Regions from separate parts of the Homo sapiens genome. Here region 2 is linked to region 1. The links are chromatin loops, found by intact Hi-C in ENCODE. Cell type or tissue: A673. All regions are shown on one strand. Links, peaks and the distances in the headings refer to the core of each region. The heading gives the core; the rest is flanking DNA.

Region 1 (6,909 bases), core at 1,231-6,230:
GGTATTTGCCTCCAGATTATCCTGCACTTATCTAACACGCATTCCGAATGAGGAAGATACATATGCAAGATAGCTGACTTGCCCCCAAAGACTCCTCCACTTTACCCAAATCACGTGGGAGATTCCAAAAACAGAATATCTACTTTAAAAGATTTTAAACTCTCCTCCCTTTTTTCCCTCTATCACCTAGACATCATCAAGACAGAATCGCAGGAATAGGAGACAGGGAAGGGAAGGGAAGAAAAATGAGAAGGGAAAACTGTAGTTAGGATGAAAAAAAAAAAGGAGAAAAAATGAGCCTTTGGCTGGCATGGCATAGAAATGATTTGGTATGAAAAAAAAACATAAAAATTGTTAAGAAACTTAAACCAGTATTTAAATGTAGACATACTTATAAGAGACATTAGGTAACATATTAACGGTAGTGAAACAAAAAGAACTCTCAAGTGGCCATTTTCCCTGTTCCTTTTAAAGAATTAATAAAACCAACATTTGAATGATTTCATTTAATTGCAGCAAGCACTCATGATGAGATGCAATTACAAGTGTGCACCTTCTGAGAGTCTCAGCCACTTTTATTGACTTTGCTGTTTCTAGTATTGAACCTGAAATTGTACAGCCACAATTGTTTTCTGCCTCTAAGCCAATGTAGACATTCTCCTTGATAAGTTTATCAGACATTTAAGGCAGTGTCCACCAGAACTTTATGCAATATCAGCAATTTTCTATACTTGTACTGTCCAGTCTGGAAGCCACTACCTTTATGTAACTATTGAGCATGTAAACTGTGACCAGTACAATTAAGGAACTGAATTTGTATTTAATGTGAATGAATTTAAATTTCAATTTAAACAGGCATACAGCCAAATGATTACACTATTGGACAGCATAGATTAAAGGGAACATCGAAGATGATAGCAGGCTTGTATGTTACCAATATAAAATACCAATGCATAACCAGCAAGATTGCCTAAGCAGATTAGAGGTAATGTAGGGCTTTGTAGGTATTTCCAAATATGGGCCAGGGCAAATCACATAAACAGACAATATAAATTTAAAAGGCTATCTATATGGGTGGGTGATAAAGGCCAGTGACCCAGTGGTAATTCACCTAAACTACCAATTATTTTAATATTACCAAAAACATTACACAATGCCAATATGGGATGTATGACATCCATGCTGCAAAACATCAAATGTCCTCTTGGAAAGTTTTAATTGTCTAAGAGGAAAAAATTAGCACAAACCCAAAGTAGACTCTGCCTCAAAGTCAAAACGTGTTACAGAAGCTGACTTTTTAAAAGAAAAACCAAATTAAAAATGACAGAAAATGAACAGTATTCAGAATGATACAGTAAAATGGAAGATCCCTTATAAAATGGATCAAAACTTGGAATCATTGCCTCATGATGACTTAACTAAAGTTTGAAGTTGATAGCACTCTTTGTACAGAAGTTAACTAGATCAAGGCAGCCTGATAATTCATAAATGGCAATAATGGAATTTATTATTGTTCCTTATACAAAGACCCTTCTGTCCTGGGACATTCCTTGGACAGCACCAGACACCCTGGCAGAGAATGAATAAGACACAAAGCCGAACTTTTACAAAGCCCAACTCATTCAGCAGATATTAATTTGAACAGAGAAATCAACAATGTATACCGATTTGCAGATCACAATCACTCGAGTAATTCAAGATCTAAGTTTTAAAGCAGAGAGAAAAGTGCCACATTTGTAAATACATAGAGGTTCCATTGCTCAAACAAGCTCTTAATATGCAGCCTCTTTTTTTGCATCTCCTGCATTCCTGAATCATTTTAACTTGTATTGAGAAATAGCCTTGAGAAATGTAGGAACTGGTATTCTTTTTATTTGTGACAATGATACCCTAATAGATGCTGGAATCATTAAAAGTCTTTGCTATACCATTTTTATTCTCTCTTTTTGATTCTGTGAGAAGTGAACCATGGTTAAGCAATACTTCTACAGGGATTAGTGACTATGCCATTAATTTCTCATATATGTTGTTATATTTTCAGATGAAAGATGTTATGTAAGTTGATGTACTATTGACATATTTAAATGTAATTTTTATTGGGTAAACATTTTAATCAGTGACCTTAGTGGATTGAAGTACACATTCAGGTTCATGGAACCATCGATAAAAATGTCAGCCATGAACTACTCTTCGGCTATAATCCTACTTTCGCCTGTGCAATCAATACAATCAGAGTCAAACAATATAGTGCCTGCAATGAAAGACTAAAATTCATATACTATTATAATATATTGGATGACAGTTCAAAACTAGGGTTTGTTTGTAGTTTTACTGAACCTTTTAGGCAAAGTTCTATCAATAGCATTTGTGAGATCTAAACCTAGAATGAATGCAGACACGACATAATTAGAAACAGAACAAGAAGCACTGGAACCAGTCTACGTGTTCCATCTGAGACACGTTAGGCTCTAGGTCCACAGGCTTCAGACACGAGGCTCAAATATACTTATGATTCAGCAACAGTTCTTGTCTGTGCATGGAGGCACACCCAAACTATGCAGCCCCTAGTGGCATATACCTCCCACAATTACTGGAATAAAAGCATTGTTTAAGCCCACAAAAATTTCAGTTGAGAGGATGCAAATTGTGATTGAAACCCGTTCAAAATTGTAACACGACAATTTAACACAGGATTTCAAATTTCCTTTTTTTTATTTTTTTGGAGTGTTCCATCTAATGCGTTATGCTGTGATTGCTAGAGGCTATTTGGGAAGCCCATTTATCATGGATAACTTTGGGGAAAATTACTATATTGTAAACCTGTTAGTGACTAGAATTCCCCTCTATTAGATTCAAATGTTTGGATTCAGACTAACCAAGCTGTGATTATGAGAAGCTGGAGAAATGTTTGAAAGCTGGGGGTAGAAGCGGCATACTGCCACTGAAACCTCAATTTTGGAGTGTGAGAAACCAATGCACTCGAAAAACATTCTGCTTTACAGGACTAATATGAAATTATCCTAAACGGAGGTTTTCAGAGAAAGAAAATGGCAGGAAATTCATTAATGCTCCCACTCCCTGAATGTGTGTGTGTTTTCCTTTTTCCATGTTAAAATTGTGATTACAGAAATGAGACGAGATCAATATTACCTACAGCTTGACATTCAGAGACAACGACAGAACTAAATATCCATTAACTGTCTCTTTTCTCCGGCCTTTTCTCTAGAAACCTCCCTCAAATCACCCACATTGATAGAGAAATGACATGAAAAATGGCCCACAAACAACGGCGCTTTCCTTGAAGAAAACAACTTTCACGTTTTTCTCCCTTTTTTCCCTGCAGACTGTGTTACGCTCCTTAATTTGTCCCTGCACAAGAAATAAGCATATGGATCCGTGAATGTACCCTTCCTCCTCTGCTGCATTCTGAAAGGAAAGTCAGAAGCTCGTCAAACTTAGAACTTGAAGCTAAGCTAAGACACCCTCGGCAATGCAGGGGAAAAGTAGGAATGAGAACAAAATGAAAAATCCTGAAGAAACCACTCTGGGGGAAGAAGTCAACAAAGAAATTATACCACTATGAGGCTCATGAAGCCCGTGCAGGCCAAAAACCTTGTTCCTAAAAGCTCCCCATGTGTGGCTGCTAATGCACAGGAAATGTGATTAGCTGCCTGAGAAAGGCCTAGAATTACTCCCATTCTGACTAGATTACTGGATAATTAGATTGGTAGCGCTCTTCCCTGACTGTGGCTGTCAGATTAAATCTGGCTGGTTCTCTTTAGATAACTGTCATGCCCCAAAATAACAAACAGAGACTGACACAGCGAGGAGCCTTTTAAAAAGTGTTCCAAGAATCAAAGTGCCTATTTTTTCTTAATAATAAAACATGAACAATGTTCAATGGACTTGAGTTTATTCAAATTGTCATTATATTTGATTAAGAAAATGCTACCAGACAAAGCCTGGCCAGACAGGCTTAATCTCTGATGGTAAATGAACATCGCCAGGCTTGACTAGCCACCTCTGGGATCGACTGAGGGAAAGGCAGACTTGAATTACTCAGAGAATAAGCCAGTGGTTCTGTTTTAATGCTCTGAGTCAGCAGCCTTTTATAGCTCAAATCAAGGTCAACAAGATATGTAGAGCACCTTCTCTGAGCACTAGCTGGAACACGGCGGCTCTTCTTTCTTCCACTCTGAGACAAGAACACATGCGCTTTTCCTGTAAGTGTTGTCTCCCCAGTTATTCTGGAGACCATCCAGAAGAGAATGAGAATAAAGAAACCAACAGAAGAAAGGTACAAAGGGTCCCAGGTTCTTACCAAGTTCCCACAGTCTTGTTCTGCTGTCCCTAGTGACTAAATGTTTGCAGTGACTGGGGCAGTGTTTCCTCAGGTGTTATAGCCTGGCCTCTGGCAAGAGATGGGAAAGGGGATAGAAAGATGAAATGCTTTTTGGTGGTACACATGAAACCATACATTTTTACTTATTTTATTTTTATATGGCAAATATAACTGATTTTCTATTTATAATAGAGATACAAAGTTTCCTTTTTAAGGAAACTAACAACAAAGTGTTCAAAAATAAACATAGATGATCAATTTGTTTTAAGAAAAGGTTAACAGGCAGGTATGGCAAAATGCAAATATAACAAAGGTGGAAAGCTGAGAAACCTGGGTGTAAATAAGAGAAGACAGAGCAAAGCATCAGATCAGATGGTGAATCCCAGCATTTCCACTTAGAATTGCAAACTCTTGGGCTAGTTCATTCACTTCACCCAGGGTCAGAATCCACTCATTGGCAGATCTACGGGTTATAACCTTTCTGATCGCAGAAAGTTGTAAAATATCAGCAGTGAGCCTGCCACAGCGTGCATGTTCAGTAAGTGAAAGCAGTTATTGCTTTTAACAAGTGGAACTGGAGTTCTATGTATCTCTTCATAAAATGCCTAAGAAATGTCAGTTCTCTTTGGGTAGGACTTGCCAAATCTCCTCATTGTTTGGTTCCCTCTTTCTTGGGAGGACAGCTCTAAGAAGAATCCCTTGGCTTCAGATGTTTAATATGCATCTCCAAAGCCCCTAGAAGGACCAGGCAAATTTCACTGTGCCTCTGCTCTTCATGGACACCACTGACTTTAGCATAAGTGTCCTGGTCTTTACATCTCTCACCCTGTGCAGTGTGCCTGTCTTGAGTAGATGCTCAACAAATGTTACCTCAGTGAATATGACAATTAAAGAAGCAGTGCAGTATACATTTTTTAAATTCAAATGTTCATACAGTATACAAGAGAGAAAAAAACAAGTGGCCAAATCTTTTTCAAACTCAATAAAATAAGCTAAAAAATTAAAAGTCATTGCCATTTCTTTTTAAAGTGAATGTATCTATTGTTTAAAAAGTATTTGATATACTACTAAAAGTAATAATTGGCACAAACATTCTGGAAGGCAATTTAGCAGTACATTAAAACGTGTATGAAATATACATTTAAGATATACCATTTGATTCAGCAATTCTAACTTTAGAAATCGATTCTAAACCAATTATTATGAATATGTAGAGATATTTACTTATAAGGATGGTCAATGCAGCCTCTTTGAAATACTGGTGGTTTGGAAACAACCATTATGCTCAGCAATATATTTTTAAAATACAGTATGATACTGCTTTACAAATGGGAAAGCATGTGGCCACTGAAAATAATTTTTTTGAACAATATTTAGTAACAGGGAAAATGATTTAGTTTATACACAACTTATCAGATTAAAATACAATATGTATGAATAGATTCATTTTTGTAATTTGTCTTTAGATAAAGAAGGAAGAATAAAAGATACCAAAATGACAGTTATCGCTTGCTTCGGAGGTGAGACTATAGAGGATTTTTATGTCTTTCCTAGTTATTTTTCTTGAAGTTTCTATTATGAACAAATACATTTCATAGCTAATTTATTTTGTGCAATTGGCCAAGGACTATGCTAAGTTTGTTACATGTATTATCATGTAATTCTCACAAAAGCCCTATGAAGTAGGAAGAATCATTATCCCCATTTTTAAAGATGGGTAAACACAGCTGTAGAGACAGTAAATAACTTACCCAGGGTCACACAGGAGTAAGGGGTAGAGATAGCCTTCAAACTCAGTTTATCTGACAGCAGAAATGGAATATTTTAGGGTTAAATACAATACTGTTTCATATGTATTATTCTTTATATAGGGTAAAAAGCTACTTTAAAACAAGGAAAAAATGCCAAGGACCACTATATGATTGATAGCAGAAAGAATTGTACAGATGAATGTAAAATCATTAAAATGTTTTCCTCCACTTTGAACCAGTGGAATCTATGCACGATCAAATAGTTCAGTGTAAATTATTTTGTGTAACACATCATCCTTCAAGAACCCAGGGATTTTATTTACAACAGACTGACCAATTGATGTTTCTAAATATTAACTAGTGAAGCAAGCTCTTGGTCCTATAGAATTTTAAATTATCAAACTTCGCTTATCTTCTGTTAAATTTAGAATTGTGTTTGTTTAAAATGTCTAAGAATGATCCCCGAAGCTTAATCATTTTCCTCATTGTTATGCAGGTAATATATGCTCAATTTTAACATCCAGAGATAAACTTTCTACCTTTTGCTGTTTTCTTTCCGTCTTTCGTGTGTGTGTGGGTGTGTGTGTGTGTGTGTGTGTGTGTGTGTAACCAAAATGTCAATAAAATGTTTACTGCATGAGATTATCCAGATATTTTAGATTTCTGGAGTCATCCTAGTACATCTGGGGAAATACTTGGCATAGTTACACATCTGTATCTGCTCATATGCCATTCTGATTTGCTAGCATTCCTTTCTCTCAGCCTTGTATCAACCTGTAGGTAGAATATAGTGACATAGCAGTGGCTTTTCTCTTA
Region 2 (6,909 bases), core at 995-5,994, 300 kb after region 1:
ATACAAATATTTTATCCTCCTTTGTAATGAAGTAGATATATAGTAAAATTAAGAGATTGTGTTTTTCACAGTTCAGATTGGCAAACATTTGTAAATACAGTGATTGTAATGTTAGAGCAATTATGAGGAAACACAGAAAACTGTACTGGGTGAAGTGTAAATGCATGGATAATTTCTTATGGGCAGTTTAGCAATTTCTATTACAATAACAGAAAACTCAGGATTTCTTTGATGTAATACAGCAACTCTTAGAGAAATTAATCCTAAGAAGACGATCCTAGAGGTTCATAAGGAAATTTGCAGGAAAATGTTCATCACGTCATTATTTGTATTACCAATGAAAGCCTCCATAAGAGTGGACTAATTAACTACAGCAAATACAACGTTGCTATTAAAAAGAATGAGGTAGTGCTTTAAGAGAAAAAGCAAAATGAACAACTGAGGAAAGGAGGGAAGAAATCAAGTAAGCAAGTTGGTATAGGCATATCTATAATAACTTTATATATGTGCAAATATATATATATACACATAATATTTTCTAGAAAAGCAGGCAGAATTGTTAATGGTAGATTTGGAAGGAGAAAATGGCACAGAAGATGTCCACTTTTCCTTTTATAGCTTTCCATAGTATTAATTTTTTTTTTTTACCATGCACATTATAGTTTTTTGTTTTTACTTTGTTTTTCTTTTACCTTTTATGGCAAAAGGCTTATCTGTGCAGTAGATTATGAAACATTTTGGGGGTCCTTTTTTATATTCCTTAACATTAAAAGAAAAACACATTATTTAGTAAATTTAAAACTATTCCCCTAAACAATCGATTACCATTCAAAAGAAACTAAGATACTCCATATTCGCGATGCTGATTAAGGCTCACTCAAGACAGACACTTTCAGAGCAGAGCATAAGCTTTGTCCCAGGAGAGAGGGAGCTTAGTTCTCTCCATCTCTGTGGCCCCTGTACTGTCTACTATAGTGCCTTATACATACATGAGATGCTTAGGGCAATTTCGTCACATGAAGACCTTTTAAGATTGAATTGTTTTCACTTATTTTACATGAAGTAAACTAACTGAAATTAGTTTACTTTATATAATTACCTATATGATTTTCTGTTCTGTGGACATCAATCCCTGTCTAGACAAATTTTACATATATTGGCAATCTCTAAAATGAAAGAACCAAACCTAACTCAATTGATCATTCAATTTGCAAACAAACAAAAAACAACCAATTATGAACCATGCTAACTAGCAGGAACAGTCATCCCTTAATTCTTAGCCATAATTTTATAATGACAGTTTTTTAAAAAATCCCTAACTTTCAAAAATGTTCAAAATGAACAACTAGATTTTTTTTTTTTTTTTCAGATGGAGTTTTTACTCTTGTTGCCCAGGCTGGAGTGCAATGGTGAGACCTCGGTTCACTGCAACCTCCGCCTCCCAGGTTCAAGCAATTCTCTTGCCTCAGCCGCCCGAGTAGCTGGGATTACAGGCATGTGCCACCATGCCCAGCTAATTTTGTATTTTTAGTAGAGATGGGGTTTTCTCCATTTTGGTCAGGCTGGTCTCGAACTCCCAACCTCAGGTGATCTGCCCACCTTGGCCTCCCAAAATGCTGGGATTACAAGCGTGAGTCACCTCACCCGGCCTGAACAACTATATTTTTATGAATAAATCGAGATTCATGGGATGGATTCACAAAGAGAAACAAAAAATTAGTTCTGAAGGCTATCGGAATTTAACTCATTTGCAACAGCATGTTACATTGGATTCTTTAACTGAGGCACCAAGATAAAACAGACAGCAGACAGCTGAGTTGTTAGACACACGATACAATACCATTTGCAAAATGTCAGAGTAGGGTGACAGAGAGCTAAATGGCCTAAAATCTACATTGAGGATTAAAAATTAGTGCAAACCAATGAAACCAGGAAGAAGGACTTGTGTTAAAGATCTGTTTGGAGAAAGTTATTCTGTGCTTGCTTCTCAAGTTAAGACAGAGGAGCTTCAGAGGGACCCCTCAAGAGCTTAATATGTTGCTCTGAGTTAATACGGCAAAGTGAACTGTGATTGGTCCCTATACAGGAAACATAGAGGACAAAGTAAGCAACTGATGAACTGCTTTGGGCACAAAGTAGAAAGGTGCAGCTGTATTGGGATTGACCTGCATTCTCAGACTTTGTTGGAGCCAGGGATCAATGTCCCTGGACAAGATGTGGGTTACAGAGGAATAGAGAGAGTACGACTGTAGCTTTTTTGTCTCCTGTCCAGGAAAACCACTGGAGGCTAATGAGATTCCTGCAGAGAGAATTTTAGGAGTAGATCTCCACGGGGTGCAAAGGGAGCAGAGAGCTGGAGAAAAATCTATCATCAATGTCACAGATGTGCTTTCAAACATCCACAGTAAAGGCCTCAAAGGAGCCTAAGAAAGATCTCAAGAAAGAGAGAGACCTGGTAAGAATATACAAAGCCATCTCAAGAAAGTCAAGTACGAACTTCCCTACCTTCCTCACCTGTCCTCCCCTACCCTCTCACTTTGACACTAGCAGGGTTAGAAATGAGAACCAGCAGTTGAAGAATGAGGTGAACTGCAAGAGAGGAAAGAAAAAGAAGCACCAAGCATCTTACTCTCAAGTCCCTTCTACTGCAGACTTGGGCTGGAGGATGGGACACAATGTTAATCTACATTTTTATTAAAGATGGATTATTGAATGGGAGCTGCACATTCTAATTTCGGAATTGAGCCTCAATTTGCTACTTAAAGTGGATCCTGGTCTCTGTGACCTCATTTAATTAAGGAGGAAATTGGAGCTCAGGGAGTTTACGATTTTTGGTTTTTGCCAATTGCTACTCAACTTATTAGTGAAAAGCAAAGAGTAAGCCACATTTTTATTACTGTATTGTAACCATTTTTAAACATAAAGAGTGTTTTGATTTGATTTTTTTTTTTTTTTTAACAGAGAGAAGTCAAGAGTGAAAATTTCTCACGGCCTTAAGTCTACCACAAATATGTGGCACTATAATAAAGTCTGTTGATGAAATACATAAATTAACTTTCATTTTCTGGAGACAGTAAATGCAGTGTTTTGTCTGACTATATGCTCGATGAACAATGTAGCATTTTATAGCATTTCTTTTATGCACAACCCCACCTGCATCGATTATTAATATTTCCTGACTAGATTAAAAGTTTTAGAGATAAATTTGCCTGAAATATTTTAGTTCAATGTCCCCTTTGGGGAATTATTTTCAGCCTTAACAGCTTAAATGACAATGCAGTCAGGAGACTTGAAACAAGACGAAAACAAGAATACTGAGGAAAAAAATAAATTTCCAACTTTATTGATAAAGAGACCCTACACTTAGTAAATTTCAAGTATGCAGCATCCCGGAAAACTCATGTGTTGTTTACTTGTCATTTACTTAAATGACAAGGCAGTGAAGAGACTTGAAACAAGAGGAAAACGATGGAAAAAAATAAATTTCCAACTTTATTGATAAAGAGACCCTACACTCAGTAAATTTCAAGTATGCAGCATCCTGGAAAACTCATTTGTTGTTTACTTCATTAGCACTTCATGTATATAGCCAACTTTATTGAGTATATTAATGTGAATAGGTTATTGTTATGATCATAAACCTAAGCTTTAAGGCCCTTATCATCCGGAATGTTTCAGTATTTCATACTGCTAGAAATTTTGTGTTAAAGAAAACAAGTTTGCATTCTCTCCCTCTTAAGGGTGCTGCCACGGCGAGTTTTGTGGGGAGAAATAAACTGAACATTTAATTCTGTCCCCACCCTATACTCCTCCCAAAACAAACCACTTGAATTGTAATTCCATCCAAACTCCCTCCAGACTATGGTTCATGAATTTCAGGGGTAAAATCTTTGTCATAACCTTGGAAACTGCGTGGAATCCACATAATTGACTATTTCCTGTGATTTGTCAAAATGCCATTCTTCCCAATAGACCATTTTCCCCCCATCGCGAATGCACACACCCATAGATAATAACTTCAATTATCAAGAATATACAAAATAGACTATAATTTAATAGGATTACAAGTGTATTTCATTGTATTAAATTAAAATAAACAAACCCCTAGACCTTTCCTCTATCAATTTTAGTCAGCATCCTGCATGCAACGAATGAAACCTATTTATTAAATATCTTTAAATATTATAGACCTAGAAATAGCACACTTACCTACACATATTTATGTGGCACTTGAAGAATACTGATTTACATGAAACTTAAAAGTGCTAGAAAGTTAACTTGATGCTTTTCAAAAATTCTTTTAAACAATTTCAGATCTTATTTTAAAAAGAAAATGAAATAAATGACAGGAATTGGCATGATGTTTATGACTTCCCCATTATTTGTCTCTCTCATCAGCCTCCAGAGTCTTCATATTTCCTTTTGGTCACCAAAGGAATTCCCAACATTCTTGGTGAAACTCCTTGTTCATGTAGCCAAAGGCATTAACTGAAAACCTACCACCAGGCTTCACAGAGCACAACTAGAAAAAAACCTGAAATCTGGCAAGAACTTGTTTTTCATAGTGCTTTTAGTTAGAAACATATGGTCAATAGCCATTTAAATGTTATGTTTGCAGGCCAAAGGAGTTCTTTCACGTAATGTTTACTTTGTGTACAAAGAGCTTCAACACCACAATAGCATACATTTGCTTTTATAGAAACTAAGAAATGTTTTAACTAAATTGTGTCTGCAAAGAGTTCTGAAACATGCCCCTGCTAATGCTCATTAATAATCTCTAAAACCGATTGGTCCATGATAGTTCAGGTTTTCTGAAGATATAAGAATGAATTGCTGGCCAGGCGCGGTGGCTCACGCCTGTAATCCCAGGCCAAGGTGAGTGGATCACCTGAGGTCAGGAGTTCGAGACCAGTCCGGTCAACCTGTTGAAACCCCATCTCTACTAAAAATACAAAAATTAGCTGGGCATGGTGGTCGGCACCTGTAATCCCAGCTACTCGAGAGGCTGAGGCAGGAGAATCACTTGAACCCGGGAGGCGGAGGTTGCAGTGAGCTGAGATCGCGCCACTACATTCCAGCCTGGGCGACAAAGCAAGACTCCATCTCAAAAAAAAAAAAAAAAAAAAAAAAAGAATGAATTGCCTTTACTAGGATTCACAATAAAACAGAAATAATCAAGAAAATGAAAGCATAACTGGAAGAAAAATTTCTCAGTCCTATTATTTAGGCATACTTAAAAATATGGCTTTGGTTGCCTCAGCAAACACACAAAATATTGAGGCCCTACTATGTGCTAAGCCATCTGATGGTAATTTGGGGTACTTGTATTCTCTCTGGAGAAGCAATATGCAAGTAAATAGTTATTGTGATTGAGAACTGTCTTATGTCAATATGGGCCAACTCCAGTTCTATGCAAGTATTCCCTTTGTTTCTTGAACGTGGCTGCACGCCTATGCCCAGTCAGCCACCTGGCAAAAGGGGCTGGGATAATAGACCTAAAGACTCACAGGAAAACCAACATAACAATAATCATAGTTTTAAACTTTGCAGTATCCTCTTGATAAAAGAAGAATGACATTGTTTTAACATACATCTTCACTTTTCCCTTCTCTATATAAAAAAATTGGCTCCTCTGGCCATTTGTACAGTCTGGGGGTATAACCAAACCATTTTTCTAATTAGTTTGAAACACTTCTCTTACTCCAATTAATCATTTTAATTATGCTGTCAACATCTGTGTCGGGACTTCAATCAAACCTGTTTCCTTAATGGCCTCCTCTGGCCATGAATTGTCAGTCTGTCCCTTAAAACATCAGACCCACACATAAACCTGGTTACATGAATTTTCTGGGAGTCTCTAGTAAGTTTCATTAGAGCATGGTGAGCTTTCCATTTGGATGAGAAAATTACATGCAAGGCAAGTAAAATATACAGATGGAAAGAGCTGTCTCCTATGACAGGGCTTCTCATGGAGAGAGGCATTTTATGTCTTTCAGAGGAATCCCCATAAAAGCAATGGGGGAAAAAATTAAGGTTTTAGGTAAAGTATAGCTGAGAGGAAGAAACAGTGAGAGACAAAGAGTGGGGGAAAAAAAAATCCTCCTCCTTTTAAACTGCTAGAATGTAGAGCTTCTTGTTATTAAATATTTCTCAGTCAAGAAAACTGAAATCTATAGCATTTCTGTGACAGAAGCAGATAAAGCCATGAGTTTTCAAGAGACAATTTATTCATTCTTAGTCTTTCTGTTCTCTTCACAAGGGAAATTATAGACAAGACTATCAGGTAGAATTCATTGAATAAATAATGCAAATTGCTGCCCCTTAGCTCTAGAGATCATTTAAAATAATAAAGGAAGTATAGATGAATGGGAGGACCCCAGTCAATAGCTCACTTCCACCATAACTAACAAGTCAGGCTTGAAGGAAAATAGTACAGCAGTAATTTAACTTCAGGGTCTTTAACAAGACAAATATCGCTGCCATCACAGTTGGCTAAATGGTGTTATCAGGATGACTGAAATTCAACAACTGATAATTAAGAATCCTCCAGCCCTTTGTGGAAAGACATTTTGTTGAGCTACAGAGAAATCTGTAGGTCCTGGGCTTGAGTTAAAGGGGACAGCCACTGGGACTGTCTACACACTGTCTTTTCTGAAGAAGTTCCTTATGGAGAAAATGACAAGATAACCTATTTTATTTATTTCCTCTATGCTTAAATGTTGAAAAATTTAAATAATCCTTTTTGGAAAGAGAGAAAGGGAAATATGTACATGAAAATTATAAGCTTAAGCTACTCCCAGAAAAATACCAGTGACTACCTCAATCCCTTGCCTTGTGGTCTGGGTGGCAAATACTGGTAAATATATACAAAAAAGGATAGTCACCTTTCTAAGGGTAGCCTGGTTGCAC

Evidence for each region. A loop is a pair of places that touch in the nucleus more often than their neighbours do. Peaks named below come from ENCODE experiments on the same cell type or tissue, not always from the same donor. Only the 100,000 strongest peaks of a DNase experiment are listed, where the experiment ranks them.
Region 2: it touches region 1 in a loop (6-fold over the local background); 1 of 110 quality-filtered maps calls a loop at or near these places.

The regions. Positions count from the first base shown.
Region 1 is chr3:29,640,047-29,646,955 of GRCh38, reverse strand. The region is part of intron 4 of RBMS3 (RNA binding motif single stranded interacting protein 3); the gene reads right to left. RBMS3-AS2 (RBMS3 antisense RNA 2) reads left to right here and starts at 4,140. Exons shown (of 3, transcript NR_174948.1): 1 at 4,140-4,297; 2 at 5,809-5,862. In A673, for the core only: no CTCF peak of the experiment used is centred there; a DNase peak (open chromatin) is centred at 3,825; H3K27me3 peaks cover 1,417 bases.
Region 2 is chr3:29,344,619-29,351,527 of GRCh38, reverse strand. The region is part of intron 1 of RBMS3 (RNA binding motif single stranded interacting protein 3); the gene reads right to left. Among named protein-coding and RNA genes, the nearest start is that of RBMS3, 67 kb to the right of the region's middle. In A673, for the core only: no CTCF peak of the experiment used is centred there; DNase peaks (open chromatin) are centred at 3,937 and 4,437; H3K27me3 peaks cover 775 bases.